Linked DNA regions of Mus musculus: region 2 is linked to region 1. Evidence: chromatin loops called from intact Hi-C (ENCODE). Cell type or tissue: heart. All regions are shown on one strand. Links, peaks and the distances in the headings refer to the core of each region. The heading gives the core; the rest is flanking DNA.

Evidence for each region. A loop is a pair of places that touch in the nucleus more often than their neighbours do. Peaks named below come from ENCODE experiments on the same cell type or tissue, not always from the same donor. Only the 100,000 strongest peaks of a DNase experiment are listed, where the experiment ranks them.
Region 2: a loop joins it to region 1, with 2.1 times the contacts of the local background. A loop is called at or near these places in 4 of 42 quality-filtered maps.

Annotation. Positions count from the first base shown.
Region 1 is chr2:120,398,666-120,405,165 of GRCm38, reverse strand. It overlaps Tmem87a (transmembrane protein 87A), which reads left to right and starts at 1,050. Exons shown (of 20, transcript NM_001110496.1): 1 at 1,050-1,261; 2 at 2,396-2,456. The coding sequence starts at 1,106. It overlaps Ganc (glucosidase, alpha; neutral C), which reads right to left and starts at 1,270. Exons shown (of 24, transcript NM_172672.2): 1 at 107-1,270. The coding sequence starts at 135. In heart, for the core only: no CTCF peak of the experiment used is centred there; DNase peaks (open chromatin) are centred at 505 and 1,015; H3K4me3 peaks cover 2,359 bases; H3K27ac peaks cover 1,870 bases.
Region 2 is chr2:120,348,747-120,357,406 of GRCm38, reverse strand. Vps39 (VPS39 HOPS complex subunit) reads left to right here and starts at 4,270. Exons shown (of 25, transcript NM_178851.4): 1 at 4,270-4,492; 2 at 7,178-7,243. The coding sequence starts at 4,420. Tmem87a (transmembrane protein 87A) reads left to right here. Exons shown (of 20, transcript NM_001110496.1): 20 at 869-2,098. The coding sequence ends at 910. In heart, for the core only: a CTCF peak has its summit at 4,095 (motif pointing left); a DNase peak (open chromatin) is centred at 4,296; H3K4me3 peaks cover 1,477 bases; H3K27ac peaks cover 933 bases.

The DNA of each region.
Region 1 (6,500 bases), core at 1-2,500:
AGCAAATAGCAAGCATTCAAGGAAGTGCTTTAAAACCTAAGTGAAGCCATCAAAGCTAGAAGGTTGTTTTTGGAGTCCGTTCTTGGGGGGAGCAATTGCCCTTTACCTGATTTCCTCTTTCTCAGCTGCTTCCATGGCACAAGGATGTTAACTCTGCCTGACTCCTAACTCTCAGGCCACAGTCTCAGGCGATCTTTAAAAAAACGGTGACAAGCAGGCTTGCTAAATTATAACCCGTACTTCATCACAGTCAAGAGTCCCCTTCGGGCAGAAGCCAATCTTAATTTTTTTTCATCTGGTATTATCTCAAGCGTAAACCAGCGTCTTTACAGGGATAAAGTACTTGGTAAATATTTCTAGGTTGAGAGTGGCTGATGAACTTTGCTTTTATTGGCGGAGATGTGCTCGCTGCCCTAGAGGTTAAAATCTAAGAGTGTGAGAAACAGGAAGCACCACCAATAAGGGTCAGTCTTAGTGGCTGTCACTCTACAATACCGAAAGCTGACCTGATCTCTCCTCACTTTTAGTTTCGAATGGGGAGTACAGTCTGGATCACTGCTGGACGCTGATGTCGCCTGTCAAACTATGCTGCAGCTGCCCCACAGTCTTTCAGGGTCAAAAGGGACTTTGGAGCTAATGAATCGTTTCTACTTCAGCCCCGTCACATTCCAGGCTCTGTTGCCACAGCTCGACAGCCAGAGAACTCAGTACTTGATGTCAATCATGCATCCAGTGTGCGCGCTTCTACAGACGTCTGGCCTGCGCCTGACCTTGACTTGGAAAGGATGAGGGGCGGGAAGAAGCAGGAAAAGCAAAGCCTTGGCCGCTGCACTGAGTTCCTTTAAGGGCTGGAAGAACAGAGGGAAGCACTAGACCTCAAAACTCTGCTAGTTCACCTCCAGGCCACGATCGCAGGGAAACAGGAGGACGCCTGCGCAGTAGACTCAAAGTTTCTGGGGCGCTCTGAGCGTCTGTGGGAAGAAGCACAGTTTCAAGGACCCGGATAATCCCGCCCACAAAGTAGCGCCGGAAGAGGGTGGGACGAGCCGGAAGAAGGCGGAACTACCTAGCCGGAAGAAGGCTCAATACTTTGGGTAGGCGCTTCATGGCTGTGAAGATGGCGGTGGCTGCGTGGCTTCAGGTGTCTCCTGTTATTTTTCTTCTTTTAGGGGCGCAGCCGTTCCCATTATCGTTTCTTGGTGCAGGTCCGGCACCCGTGTTTGCTGCAGATAGATCGAAGTGGCACATTCCGATGCCGTCGGTGAGTGTTGGGGTCGCTACTGAGCCTGAAGGGGGTAAGAGGTGGGGCTACGGTGGCCCAAGGGGTCCAGGAAGATTTCTGGAAAGTCGGGTTCCCAAAGTGAGTGGAATACCCAGAGCGTCCGTGTAGCTGCCGACGGGATCCCACCTGCCCTGAGCTGAGAGCTGAGCTATTTGCTGTAGGCGAGGAGTGTCAGGGGCCAAGCGTGTTCTTACCGGGAAAGTAACAGAACTTTAAGCATGGAACAGGAGAGAAACTTAATACACAGGGAGAGATAGTAGTTTCTCTTTCAGCTAGAATGTTACAAAATCCAGTACTAGGGCTGGATGAAAGGGAGATGTGAATAGAAGTCTTTATTTTTAACTCGTGTGTGTGTGTTTGTAAAAATAGTCCTACGGATGAAGGGTTTTGATTTGGTTTAAACTTGGAAACGTCTTTTGTGATTAGGGGACTTGGAGATTCAAAAATGCATTTTAACATGGGAATAGCCAAAACGAAACAATTCTAAAATGTTGTGTAGTAAGGATAGTCTTTTGTTTGGATAGTTAACTGATAAGTCGACCCATTTTAGAATCTCGTTTGACTTAGTACAGTACTTTGAACCAGAAAAACCAGATTTTGGTGAGAACTGCTTTAAAAACCATTAGCCATTTCGTTGACCTTTTTGCCTTTTTTTTTTTTTTGTCCTGTTCACTGTACATTTATATGGCAAATATTACAGGTTGTATTCATGTTGGTAAAGGGTTTTGGGCTTTGAGTTGTAGTTTTCTGTTTGTTACTGAAATGATTAATAGTTAAGTCCTTTTACATGTAAAAGTAAAACTGCTGAAAGTTTATTCAAAAGTCGGTTGTTCTGAGGGATGATTCGTGAGTAAAAAAGGAACTGTCCAGCTCAAGCCACTTTGAAGTTAGGTTGAAATTTGTAGCAGCCTCCCACTCAAGAGTCCCTGCTCTGTGGCCTGTAGGGAGCGGCAAGAGCCAATAGTTAGGATATGACTGACTTTCACTAAAGAAAATGTTGTTACTGTCTTTTTGATTAAGAAAATTTTGAATATTTTATAAATGTAGGTATTCATATTCTGCCTTGAAAATCGAAATGCCCTGATGTTAATTATCTTCCCTTTATCTTTTCAGGGGAAAGGTTATTTTAATTTTGGAAAGATTCTTTTCAGAAATACTACCATCTTACTGAAATGTGAGTTTCTAAACTTCATTGAGTTATTCGGATCTTTTAAACTTAGAAAATTATTCTCTACCCTAGTTTGCTTCTGTGTGCGCGCGCGCATTTGTGTGCATGTAGGAACATGTATGCATGTGTGTGAAGGTCAGAGGTCAGTTACTTGTGTCTTCCTCAGTTGCTGTCAGCCCTGTTTTTTGAGACAAGGACTCTCTCCTTGAACTTGGAGCTTGAGGTTTGGCTAGACTGGCTGACCAGCCAGCCTCAGGGATCTTCTTGCCCGCTTCTTTGGCACTGGAATTACAGGCATGGATTTTTACATGGATGCTAGGAATCTGAACTCAGGTGCTGATGCTTGCTGTGACAGGCAGGCATCTTACCAACAAAGCCATCTCCCTAGCCCCTTAATGTATTTTTAAGTCCAGAACTTTAATAACCTGGCACTGTTTAGATAAAAATATTTAATTTATAAGTCCTATCTGTGAGCAATATTCTGAGTACTTATATGAATTTTTATTGTCTTATTGTTTTTCAGTTTGCTGTTATGTATAGATACACTATTATATGTAGCTTATATTATATATTTGTATTACATACTTAATGTATACTTTATTGAATTCATATTGGCTGTATGTTATACAGTGTGTATGTATATTTATGTACATAAATTATATTTTTAATCATAGTTAAGTTGAATTATATTTAATTTTGTTTGTAGAGTGCTTACATCATTTTTAGATCTGTTCTGAGTCAGGACAAGATTTTGTGCTTGTGTGCTTGTTAGCTATTTACTGAAAACATGGCCCAAGATTGTGAGACCATTGACTAAGATACTCAGTATGTTTACCAAGGGAGTGTTTAACACTTCAAGGAACATTGAGTTCAAGGATATTACCAGGAAATAGGGACTGTATAGAAGAAAGCCAGTTTTTCTAGTGAGAGAAACAAAAGATCTGAAGCCAAACTGTGCTCTGTTTTTGAGATGGGGATAGTATTCTAGATCATCACTGTCATGTGACTTTGTTTGTTTGTTTGGAGACAGAGTTTTTCTCTGTAGCTTTGTGACTGTCTTGGAATTCACTCTGTACACCAGGCTAGCCTGGAACTCACCGAGATCCATCTATCTTTGCCCCTGCAAGTGCTGGGATTAAAGGTGGTGCACCACCACGGTCTACCAGGCTTCTCTGGTTTTTGAAATAGGTTCTTACTATGTAGCCCAAGGCCAGCCTTAGGTTCAGTTTCTCAAGTGCTAGGATTATTAGACATGAACTACTAAATCTTGGTTCATGTGTTTTGTTTTGTTTTGAGCATGCCTTTACCTTGAAAATGCAATTAAATTGGGTGATTGTATTCTTTAGTTTAATAAGTGGTTGTAAAATAACTTTTGTGTGCTGAGTACTTATAGGTACCAGAGAAGTGGTAGAAAAACTCTCTTCTGTCACTGGGCTTCCACTCCAGTGGGAGTGAAAGGAGCAGGTAAAATTCCTGTGAAGAATATACTCGTGATCCTTAGTTTTAATTGTCAACAGCACAACTCAGAGTAACTTGGGAAAAGAATCTCAATGAGGGGTTGTCTAGATCTGGTTGGTCAGTGGGTGTGTGTGTGGGATTGTGTTGATTATGTTAATCAGTGGGGGAAGTTCCAATCGAAATGTAAGCAGGGTTTGGGTCCTGAATTGTGTAGGAGAAATCTGAGTTGAACAGCATGAATGCATGCATTAATTCTCCCTCCGTGATTTGGGTGTGGATGTGATGTGATTAGCTGCCTCGAGTTCCTGCTGCCTTGACTTCACTCCAATGACTTTATACTAAAATAAACCCTTTCTTTCCCAAGTTATTTTTTGTCAGGATGTTTTTTCCAGCCACAGAAAAACACTTGGGATAATACCACATCTGTGAAAATGTCTCCTAATGACTTAAGTTGATTTGAACCAGTTTACTCTTGTCTTGTGAGGTTGGTTTTCTGGCTGTTACTCATAGCTGTGAGGAGTGGAAGCATGGAGTTGCTTAGCACAGCTTGAAGATTTGTGTTGTACTCCTCTATGTCTTTTCTAGTTTGTCTTTTTCTAATTTGTCTTTTTCTAGTTTGTTTTTGACCGCATGGTATTTCACCAAGTTTAACAATCTGCATATTTTAAAATGTGTACATTTTTTTTTGAAAGATCCAAGGCTCTTTAAATCTTGTTTTTAGTTTTTCTTTGTTATCTCCATAGTTTCTTTGATTTTATACTTTATGCTTATGGTGTATGCCTTCCATAGCTTAGGTAGGACCATGTTCTTGGTCTCTCAAGCCTTATAGTTCAAAGTTCTAAATATTGTCTTATCTGTCCTTTAATACTTACCTTACTTTATGTTTGAAACAAAATTCCCAGCATATCTTTTTTTGTTGTTATTTTAAAGATTTATTTACTATTATACATAAGTACACTGTAGCTGACTTCAGACACACCAGAAGAGGGCGTCAGATCTCATTAATGGGTGGTTGTTAGCCACCATGTGGTTGCTGGGATTTGAACTCAGAACCTTTGGAGGAGCACTCAGTGCTCTTACCCACTGAGCCATATTGCCAGCCCCCAGTATATCTTTTTTTAAAGACGTAAAAAAATCCATCCATCCATCCATCCATCTATCTATCTATCTATCTATCTATCTATCCATCCATCCACTTACTTTCTGTATCCTTGTGAATGAAGGCATTGCATGGTGTATGTGTGGAAGTTAGAAGCCACTTGCTAGAGTCTGTTGTCTTCTACCGTGTTTTATCGCATCCTGGGATAAAACTCAGCTCTTTAGACTTATTCCCTGACCCCATTTTGCTGGCCCTGTTTTTGGACTTTAAACAAGCAATCCCTATCTTTTTTGTTTGTTTGTTTGTTTGTTTGCTTGTTTTTTTAGACAGGGTTTCTCTGTATAGTCCTAGCTGTCCTGGCACTCACTTTGTAGACCAGGCTGGCCTTGAACTCAGAAATCCGCCTGCCTCTGCCTCTCAAGTGCTGGGATTAAAGGTGTGTGCCACCACTGCCTGGCTCATCCCTATCTTTTTATGTTCTCCCGTTACTAGCCAAATTATAATTTCCTTGATATCTTTTCCATAAGTTATCAGATGGTCAGAATTTTGCATATTCTAGTAGAGCTCTGCAAAAACTGTGCTAGATATTTAAAAATTAGTTTAGGGTCTGGAAAGATGGCACTAGTTACCCTTTCAGAGGACCCAGGTTTGATTCCAGCACCCACACATCAGTTTGTAATCATTTGTAACTCCAGTTCCAGGGGTCTGAAACCCTCTTCTGGCCTTTCTGAGCATCAGACTCATAAATGGTACATAGACAAAACAGGCAAAACAACCGTATACATAAAATAATAATTAAAAAAAACTTTTTTAAAGGTTATTTGAGAAAACCATTAAAAACAAAGCTAGAAACCTTTTATTTGCTTATTTTTATTATATTAACATTAATTAATTAACTAATTCATTAATTTTTGGTTTTTAAGAGAATCTCTCTATGTAGTTTGGTTATCCTAGGACTCACTATATAGACCAGGCAGGTTTGGAGCTCACAGAGATCTGCTTGCCTCTGTCTCCCAAGTGCTAGGATTCAAGATATGGGTTATAGCCTCCTGGTTGCATCTTTTGTAATGAATTAAAGTAGATTCCTGGGGCTGAAAAGATGGATTGGTGGTTAAGAGCACTTGTTCTTGCAGAAGACCCAAGTTCAATTCCCAGTACCCCAAATGGTGATTCACAACTGTTCATAACTCTAATTCTAGGATACACATCATACAGACATACATGTAAGTAGAATATTCATACATATAAAGTAAGTAAATAAATAAAAAAGAAAATTCCTAAATGTAGTCATACTGATTTTTTTGTTATACTTACAAAATTAAGGAGTCTTTAGTATTTTGTTTCATCCAAAGCTGGAATCAAAGAGGAAGTTTTGATTAGATGTTTGTTTTGTTGTGAGCCAAAAGTTAAATTTTAAATGTGGTCATGTGTTTTTTATTTGTTTCTTTTTTTGTTTTGTTTTGTTTTTTGTCTTGCTTTTGGAGATAGTCTCA
Region 2 (8,660 bases), core at 2,851-5,350, 51 kb after region 1:
TGTCCCTGCCCATTAAGGGCTGGGATTAAAAGTGTGCACCAGTATGCCCGCAACGTTGCCATTTTATTTTTAATTTTATTTATTCATTCATTTATTTATTTATTCATTTATTTATTTATTTATTTATTTATTTATTTTTGGTTTTTCAAGACAGTGTTTCTCTGTATAGCCCTGGCTGCCCTGGAACTCGCTTTGTAGACCAGGCTGGCCTCAAACTCAGAAATCCACCTGCCTCTGCCTCCTGAGTGCTGGGATTAAAGTCGTGCGCCACCACGCCCAGCTCTTATTTTTTTTATAGTGTACAGTGTATGTGTGTGTGTGTGTGTGTGTGTAGAGGCCAGCGGATCTATTTTGTTGTCTTCCTCTGTGTGTCTTATCATATTTTTTAAACAATTTTTCTCATTGAATCTCATCGCAGCATGATATTTCTGACTAGCTGGGCAGTATGCCCCTGAGTTGGTTACTATTGCACCTTTTTATTTTTGTATAAGCACTTTTCTGCACATATGTAAGTACATCATGTTTATGTCTGGTACCTGAGGCCAGAAGGTACACAGCCAGACTCATACACCAGAGTTCAGTTAAAATAAGATTTTCACAGATCTACGGTACAGCACTGTGCTTGCATGTAACAGTATTGTACACTAAAAGCCTGTAAGCATGTTGAATTTCCTTCTGAGATGTAGTTGAGTCATTTAACCTCAGATGGGGCCTGTAATGTTTTAGAATTACCATAGATATACTGTTATAAACATTTAACATAGAAAGGTATTTGTGAAAAAGAATTGTTTGAGCCATTTATATAGAATTTTTTTGGAATTTAGACCTTTTTAAGTTATGTACTTAAAATAAATCTTTTCCTCCTTAGGAACGAATGATCACACACTTTGAAAGGTCAAAGATGGAGTAAATAATGGGAAACTGCCATAGAAGATGGCTTGTATCAGGGAAGAGACAGCTTGCGTGTCAGTCTTCTGCACTGCTCCGTGGGATTAAAGGAGGCAATGACATCTGTTCCTGATCTCTGTGCATGGGAGCTGGGGAGAGGTGTCAGCCAAGGAGAGCAGCTTACTGAAACATATCCACGGGATGAGAAAAACCTACCGGCTTCTTTACATCATCGACACCCTTTCCCTCCCAACCCCATCAACAGCTGTTTTTGCAAGCTACATGTTGTCCCTGAACTTTCTATTCCATTGTTTAATCTGTCAAACTAGGAAGTTTAAAGTTTATGAAAGGACTGTGTCATTTACACCATAATTTGTCATCTCTAGGAGCAACTGCCTGTGATTTTATTTATTTAGGAAGTTGGTAATGGGAGAAATTATCATTTATTTTTGAGTTTCCTGAGAAGTCAAGATTACATCTTGCAGAAGTAGTTTGTGGGGAATAGGCCCTTTTGAGTTAAGGAACTATAGATCTATCAGTGACCAAGAGGGAATGGGGTGGGCAGAAAGCGAGAGAAACTTACATGTGATTCAAAATCAAGTGCAATTTTGTTTACAAATGGTGTATATTAAAGATTTTTCTATTTCAGATGTGCTTTAAAGAGAAATACTAACTCTTCTGACATCTGATATTATGACACATCCCATTGCTGGCAATGTGGTGCACACTCCAAAACTTTTAAGTACCATTTAGTCAGCCTCCAAGGGCAGCATTGCAGTCACAGGCCATGCTTGGTTTCCCTTCATGCCATTCTTTGGGATTACACCAGATGCCAAGAGGCACTCTGTGTACGTGCTGTGATTATTCGCCCTGCAAGAGGGATTATCATGCTTCAGAAGGGGAGCTTACAGAGAGGGGACAGGTCCCGTTGCTTTACAAGCAGGTATTCTTGCATGAAGTGGTATGGAGGCCCTAGACTGCTGCTGCTGCTTTTTTTTTTTTTTTTTTTTTTTTTTTTTTTTTTTTTACAGATTGAGGGTTCTAGTTTCTGATGTTGGCTTGGAGACGGCCTATAACATCACCAGGGATGGGTTCACTTGAAGCACTGTATTTCAGTTTTGATCGTTTTATCCAGTTTTGCCTTCCCTAAATTTTTGTTCTACATGAAAAGTTCATGCCACTTTTTAATATAAAAATTTTAACAAAACTAGTGTCTCTCTCATTTATTTCAAATTTTCCCTTCACACCCTTCTTTCAGACCCTAGTAGAGACTTTCTTTCCATGACTTTTACTACAGATTATCTTATTTTCTGTTGAAACATATGACACACCAGAGGAGGGCACCAGATCTCATTATAGATGGCTGTGAGCCACCATGTGGTTGCTGGGAACTGAACTCAGGACCTCTGGAAGAGCAGTCAGTGCTCTTAACCTCTGAGCCATCTCTCCAGCCCATTTTATTTTTATTTATTTATTTTTTAAAATACAACCCAGAGCAACCTTCCCAGGAGTGCCAGTAGGCTGGGCTTTCCCATATCAATTATTAATCAAGAAAATGCCCCCACAGAATTGCCTACAGGCTAATCTGATGGAGACATTCCTTTTAACTGAATTTCCTAAGTAACTCTAGCTTATATCATGTTGACAAAAAGCTAACCAGCACATCATAGTAAAATGTTAATAGCATTTAGGGAACATTTCTCTACAGCTTTTTGCTGTGGTGGCTTTTTGAAATCTACCTTAGGTAGAACCCTTAAAGAACAATAATAGGAAATAAGGTATTGTCTTAAGGTTTTACTGTTGTGAACAGACACCATGACCAAGGCAAGTCTTATAAGAAACATTTGATCAGTTGATCCCATTCTGGATTGATTGAGTCAAACGGATGTTTTAGTAATGTCTCCAGGTGCAGTGGCCTGAAACATTTGATCAGTTGATCCCATTCTGGATTGATTGAATCAAACGGATGTTTTAGTAATGTCTCCAGGTGCAGTGGCCTGGAGGCCAGGACAATGACTCTGTAAAGTGTTTGCCACACAGCATGAGGATCCGGGTTCGTTTGGATCCGTGTCATCCATGTGACAAAGCTAGTGCCCTTAACACTGAGACTAGAGACAGGTGGGTCCCTGGAGCTTACTGGCTTGCCAGTGAGCTAGGCTGGCTAGTTGTAAAAGGGGTGGATATGTCTCAGAAACGAGCAAACAAAAACACAGGCCATTTCTCATAATGTGGAAAACAGCTGAGGAAGACATCTATCTGACCTCTGACCTGAAACATTGGTCAGTAACAGTGGCTCGCCAGAAGTGCTTACCAGATTGCATCTTCATTAATGTATCTGACCTTTGGGCGGGCTTCTCTAACATCTCTTGCAGGTAGATTCTGAGGTTGCTTCCCAACATCCTCCAGTGCACACATAACAGTCCCGTATGCAATCCCTAGGGGATTATGCCCGGGCTAAGGAACATTAGCCTATAATGGCTTTCCTGTTCAAGTGTATGAACTTACTTGAGTTCATACTACTCTCCAAAGTTTGAGTAAAGTTGGAATGAGGTCTGAGCCTGAATTTTTCAAAACTTGCTTGACTAGGCACTAGGAGAGAATCACTGGTCTACAGCTTTAACAATGTAAACCTAAGGTACAACTAAGAATTAGCTGAAATGTAATGATGGTACTGAAGCAATCTATTGACTGGCTAGAGTGTGTCAGACTTGACAGATGTTCACGATTCTAAGCAATCTTATTTTGAAGAAGGTTTTGCAGAGTATGAAAGTAAGGCCTGCAACAATCTATTTCCAAAGAAAAAGAAAAGCCAAATTTCCTAAGTGGTATATCTCCAACCCAAGACTGACGCCAAGGCAGAAGTTCCTTTTTCCTCCGTGGTTGGGAGGGCTGGTTTTTGAGACAGGGCCTCATGTATCCTAGGCTGGCTTCAAACTTGATACGTACTGAAGATAACTCTGAACCTCCTGCGTCCTGGGATGTCAGGCTGCCATCTCTCCTGACACGCAGCCCAGTGAGCTAAATTCCTCTTTATCGCGAGGTCTTCACTAAGTTGACTGCCTAAAATCAGTTTCTCGGGCTGGCGAGATGGTTCAGTGGTTAAGAGCACTGACTGCACTTCCAAAGGTCCTGAGTTCAATTCCCAGCAACCACATGGTGGCTCACAACCATCTGTAATGGGGTCTGATGCCCTCTTCTGGTGTGTCTAAAGACAGCTATAGTGTACTCATATAAATAAAACAAATAAATAAATCTTTAAAAAAAAAAAAAAAAAGATCAGTTTCTCTTCTACCACCACAAACACCAAGGGACTCTGAGCAGCTGGTATGGATGTGAACTCGGGTTGGGGGCGGAGCTTCTGCTGCGGAAGGGGCGGGCTTAAGGCAACAGGAAGTCCGGCGGCGAGGATGGAGTTGTTGCTGAAGGCCCTGTAGCAGGGGTCCCTGGTGGAATACGAGTCTTCCCTGTTTTCGGACGGCAGGCTCCTCCCAGCAGCAGGGGCGGGACAGTGGCGGTGAAGCTCCCGCAGCCATGCATGACGCTTTCGAGCCGGTGCCGATCCTGGAAAAGCTTCCCCTGCAGATCGACTGCCTGGCTGCCTGGGGTGAGCCGCGGGGCCTCGGGTCAGGGAGGCAGCGGCCCCTCACGCCGAGCTATAGAGAGGCAAGGCGTCTGACCCTGTGGGTGGGCTGCGGACGCAGGCTGTCAGAGAGGGCGGACGTGACTGGACCCCGGGCGGCTTGCGTGATTGCTAAGGACAGTCCATTTGTGGACGCTCCGCGCTCTCTCTTGTGCGCTATGCAGTTGGAGGCTGAGCTCACATTATTAATGTGCTCTGTTGGGGCCCATTTCGGTTCCCAAGAAGTCTTGAGTGAAAAGGGCAAAGCCTGCCAGGTGCTTCACCTTGTTAAATGATTGCGGTGTGTTCTAGGTGACAGACAATGTTAGCACCGTATGCTTCAGAGCATTTAGTGTTCACTTAGTTTATTTTTCCTTTTAGTAGTTAGCTCATATAACTACCTTATGTCGTGAGGTGCCCAAGTTACCTGACTGAAGTGGAAGAGCATCATAACAGATTGCTGTGAAACCTGACCCATGCGACCTTGTATACTTTTTCTTGGGATTGACCAATGCAGAAAGCAAGGTCAGCATCCTTCATGTTTTCTGGAGTTCAAGAACGTAAATCTTGGCTCTCAGGCTACATCGAGTGCTTTTCTATGCATCGTTATTACCCATAACAGGCTACGTAAAAATAATTCAGTCTTTTCTGTTAATGTCCATGCCCTAAATATCAAGAAACATCAAGGGCCCATACAAAGGTAAAGTTCAGAATCTGTACGTAGAGTTTACCCTAAGGAAGGCACCACGATGGACCACAAGGAAATGTTGATGGTGACCAGTGTGCCGAGCATCTGTTGCTAGCGCTTCCCAGGCATCCTTGCAGGTTCTTTGTGGCCTCCTTAGAGGGATTCACATCTTTTTTTTTTTTTTTTCCCTGTGCTCTTCTTTGAGCAGCCCCTAGCCTCTGTAAAATAGTACCTCCAATGTAAACTGATGTAGTCCTTTGAATTAGGGAGAGAATAGAACCCAATTTCCTACAGCCATCTCAAGAAAACCTCATTTCCTGGAGGAAAGTGCTCTCAATAGAGAATAATACATGGAGGGGTTCATTTCTCTTTTGTTTCATTAAATATGTTCTGGATACCCACCTGTACCGTTCTCTCTACTATGGACAGGAATACAAGGATGAATGAGAAATAGTATCTGTGTACCCAGAACACTTTGGGGGTCAAAAGCATGAGGACAGGTTATGACACCAGATAGATGATACCAGAAGTGTGTGCTACCTATTTCAACACGTAGGGCAGGTATTCAGTTCAGTCTAAGGCAGAACATCCAAGCAAGATGAGTGCAACTGCCTGCCACACACTTGCCTTAGCGTGTCACAGTCATTGACTGCTCCTCTGAGAGAGACTCATTGACTCCACATTGTCAGAGTAAAGAGGCCACTTAGCTCAGCTCCTCAAGACCAGCTTGGGAATGATAAGTGGCTTTTGTCCTGCTTTGACCCCACACCAAACAGGAGAAATGCCCGGTCCCCTCGGCTACTAAGGTCGCTGCTGGAGTACAGGAAGGTTGTTCACTTTCAGGCTTTAGATAATAACTATTGCTGCTTTAGCACTAGCAATTATTGCTACTTCTAGTCATTGTACCTTTTGTGTATGTTGGTCTGGAAAGTTCATCTAGCAATCAGAACATGAAGACCCAGACAAAATTTAAGCTGAAAGACTGGCATAATCTGTCTCTCTTGTGGGCAACAGAAATGAGGACATTGAAGGTTTCCTTGAGCTCCAGTTATAGAATCCAGCTGCCTTTTTGGCATTGGGATGTCTAATAGCATGACCCTAACAAGACAATTTTTGGGGTTTTGATGTCTTTTAAAAAATGTTAAAAAGCGCAGAAATATTATGAGAATATATTTCTGATTTAATCCCAGGTTTGTAGTATGGGGCCGCTTCAGACTGTCCACTGCAGCTGACTATGATTTGCCTTATGCATGGGGTGTGATTTTGCCTTTGGTTCTGCAATTGTGTGACCTTTGGAATTCTGGGGACTTTCAGAGGGTACATGAATGCTAGGGCCCCAAGAGGATTGTTGTTTGGTGGTTGACTCTTTTCTGTCTTGGTTTGTTAAGTAGTAGTTGCAAACAAAGAAAGAAAAAATTAGTTATCTTGAAGGCAAAGATCAAACTTGCCCTAATCAGCAGGATGTAGTCTGTCAAGAATGTCACCTCCTTTCCTTTTAATCCTTTATCTCTCCTATCTAGTGTTAGTGGGTTGAAAGAGTGGAAGAAAGGGTGGAAGAGAGAAGAACCCACCAAGTAGTAAAAGACAAGCTACACCCCCTGGCCCCCTAAACTTCATATTAAACAATGGAGCCAAGGATGTTGTTTATCTGTCAGTATCTCTTGCTTGGCAGCCTAGGCTGGTTTAAACTCAGTGAAGTCCTCCTGCCTTAGTGGTCCCAGTGTTGGGCTTATAGGCACAAACTACCATGTCTGGCAAAATAGTGTTTTCAGATTGTTTCATTTTCTGACATCTTTCCCACTCCTCCTCTTTGGCCCCTGTGCTCCCCACCCCACACACACTCTGGGGATTTAACCCAGAGTTTATGTCTCACACTAGGAGATGCTCTCCTACTGAGCCACAGTTCCATCCTCCTCAGACATCCATGATAAAGAAATAGGGTTTAAACAAAAGCTAACTACCTTTCTTTGGGCTCTTTTTAGAGGAATGGCTTCTTGTTGGAACCAAGCAAGGGCATCTTCTTCTCTACAGGATTCGGAAGGATGTTGGTGAGTGTCAGACCGATGGCTTGGGATGTGATCGAAAGCTCTAACTAGTCAGCTTTACCAGTTAGCCAGTGTACGGGTGTAAAAACAGATTCCTGGCCATAAAGGGGTGCCTAGGCTCAGGGGCTGTGGGGAAATAGGGAGAAACATGAGAATCTCCTGGGATTTGTTTAATAAGTGGTTTCTTAGCTTCCTCTGGTAGGTAGAGCAAAATACCGGCCTCCTTCTTATAGAGGTGATTCACTACCTAATAAGAAATGTTTCTGATGGAATAGAATCCTGTATAAGTGCTATATAGTGGTAGGCAAAAAGAACAGTAGCCATTGATGGGGATTGCACTTGCTTATGAGGATAGGCTAGGAGGAGCGGATCTGGGCTTATGCCCAGTTTTACTTCTTGGTTATGTGACTGGTGAGACCTTTCTGATACTAGCATTGTCATTTGTAAACTTTGACAAAGTTGTTGGAAGCGCATAAATAGTAGTCTTGAAAAGCCTTTGAAAATGAAAGTTCTTATGGTGACTTTGTCAGTAATAATGTAAAATAATAGCTAAAGTATTTGAAATACATTCTGTTAAAGACTACCCCCCTCTTCTGGTTTTACATCTGTACTTTTCCTTATGGAAGCTAGATATTTAGGAGGCTGGAGAGCGCCTGACTGCAGCATGTGTCATGCAGCCTTGTCAGTGTGTGTGTGTGTGTGTGTGTGTGTGTGTGTGTGTGTGTGTGTGTGTGTGGTGTCTTCATGTGTGAATATGATTATGTATCCATACATACGTACCTGATCCCCTAGGGCTGGAGTTATAGGTGGTTGTCAGCTGGCAGACATGAATGCTGAGAGGTAAACTCCAGCCCTCTGCAAGAGCAGCAAGTACTCCTAGCCATGAGCCGTCTCTCCAGCCCCAGCAAGTACATCGGTTTTAGGTTTACTCTCTATTTCCTTAGTGACTTAGGTTAAAAGTAAAAAAAGTCTTTCCAGCCAGGTGTGGTGACTTCATGCCTCTAATTGCAGCATGTAGAAAGCTGAGGCAGGAGGATTGTTGCAAGTTCAAGACTAGCCTGGACTACATAATTAGTTTCAGGTATGCAGGCCCATGGCTATCTCAGGAAAATGTATGTGTGTTGTTGAGGTGTGAGATGCACTGGCTGGTTTTTTTTCATGGCATATTAAGTTTTGCCCGAAAGACTAGATTTTCAAACCCCTTGGGATAGTGAGTAAATATTTCCTGTATTTTGCTTTGCTTTTTTTGTTTGGTTTTGGTTTTGTTTTGTTTGTTTGTTTTTGAGGCAGGGTCTTGCTATGTAACCCTTGCTGTCCTTAGCTCACTTTGTAGACCAGGTTGGCCTGAAACTTGCAAAGATACATCTGCCTCTGCCTCTCAAGTGCTGGGAGTAAAGGTGTGTGCCACTGTGCCTGGCTG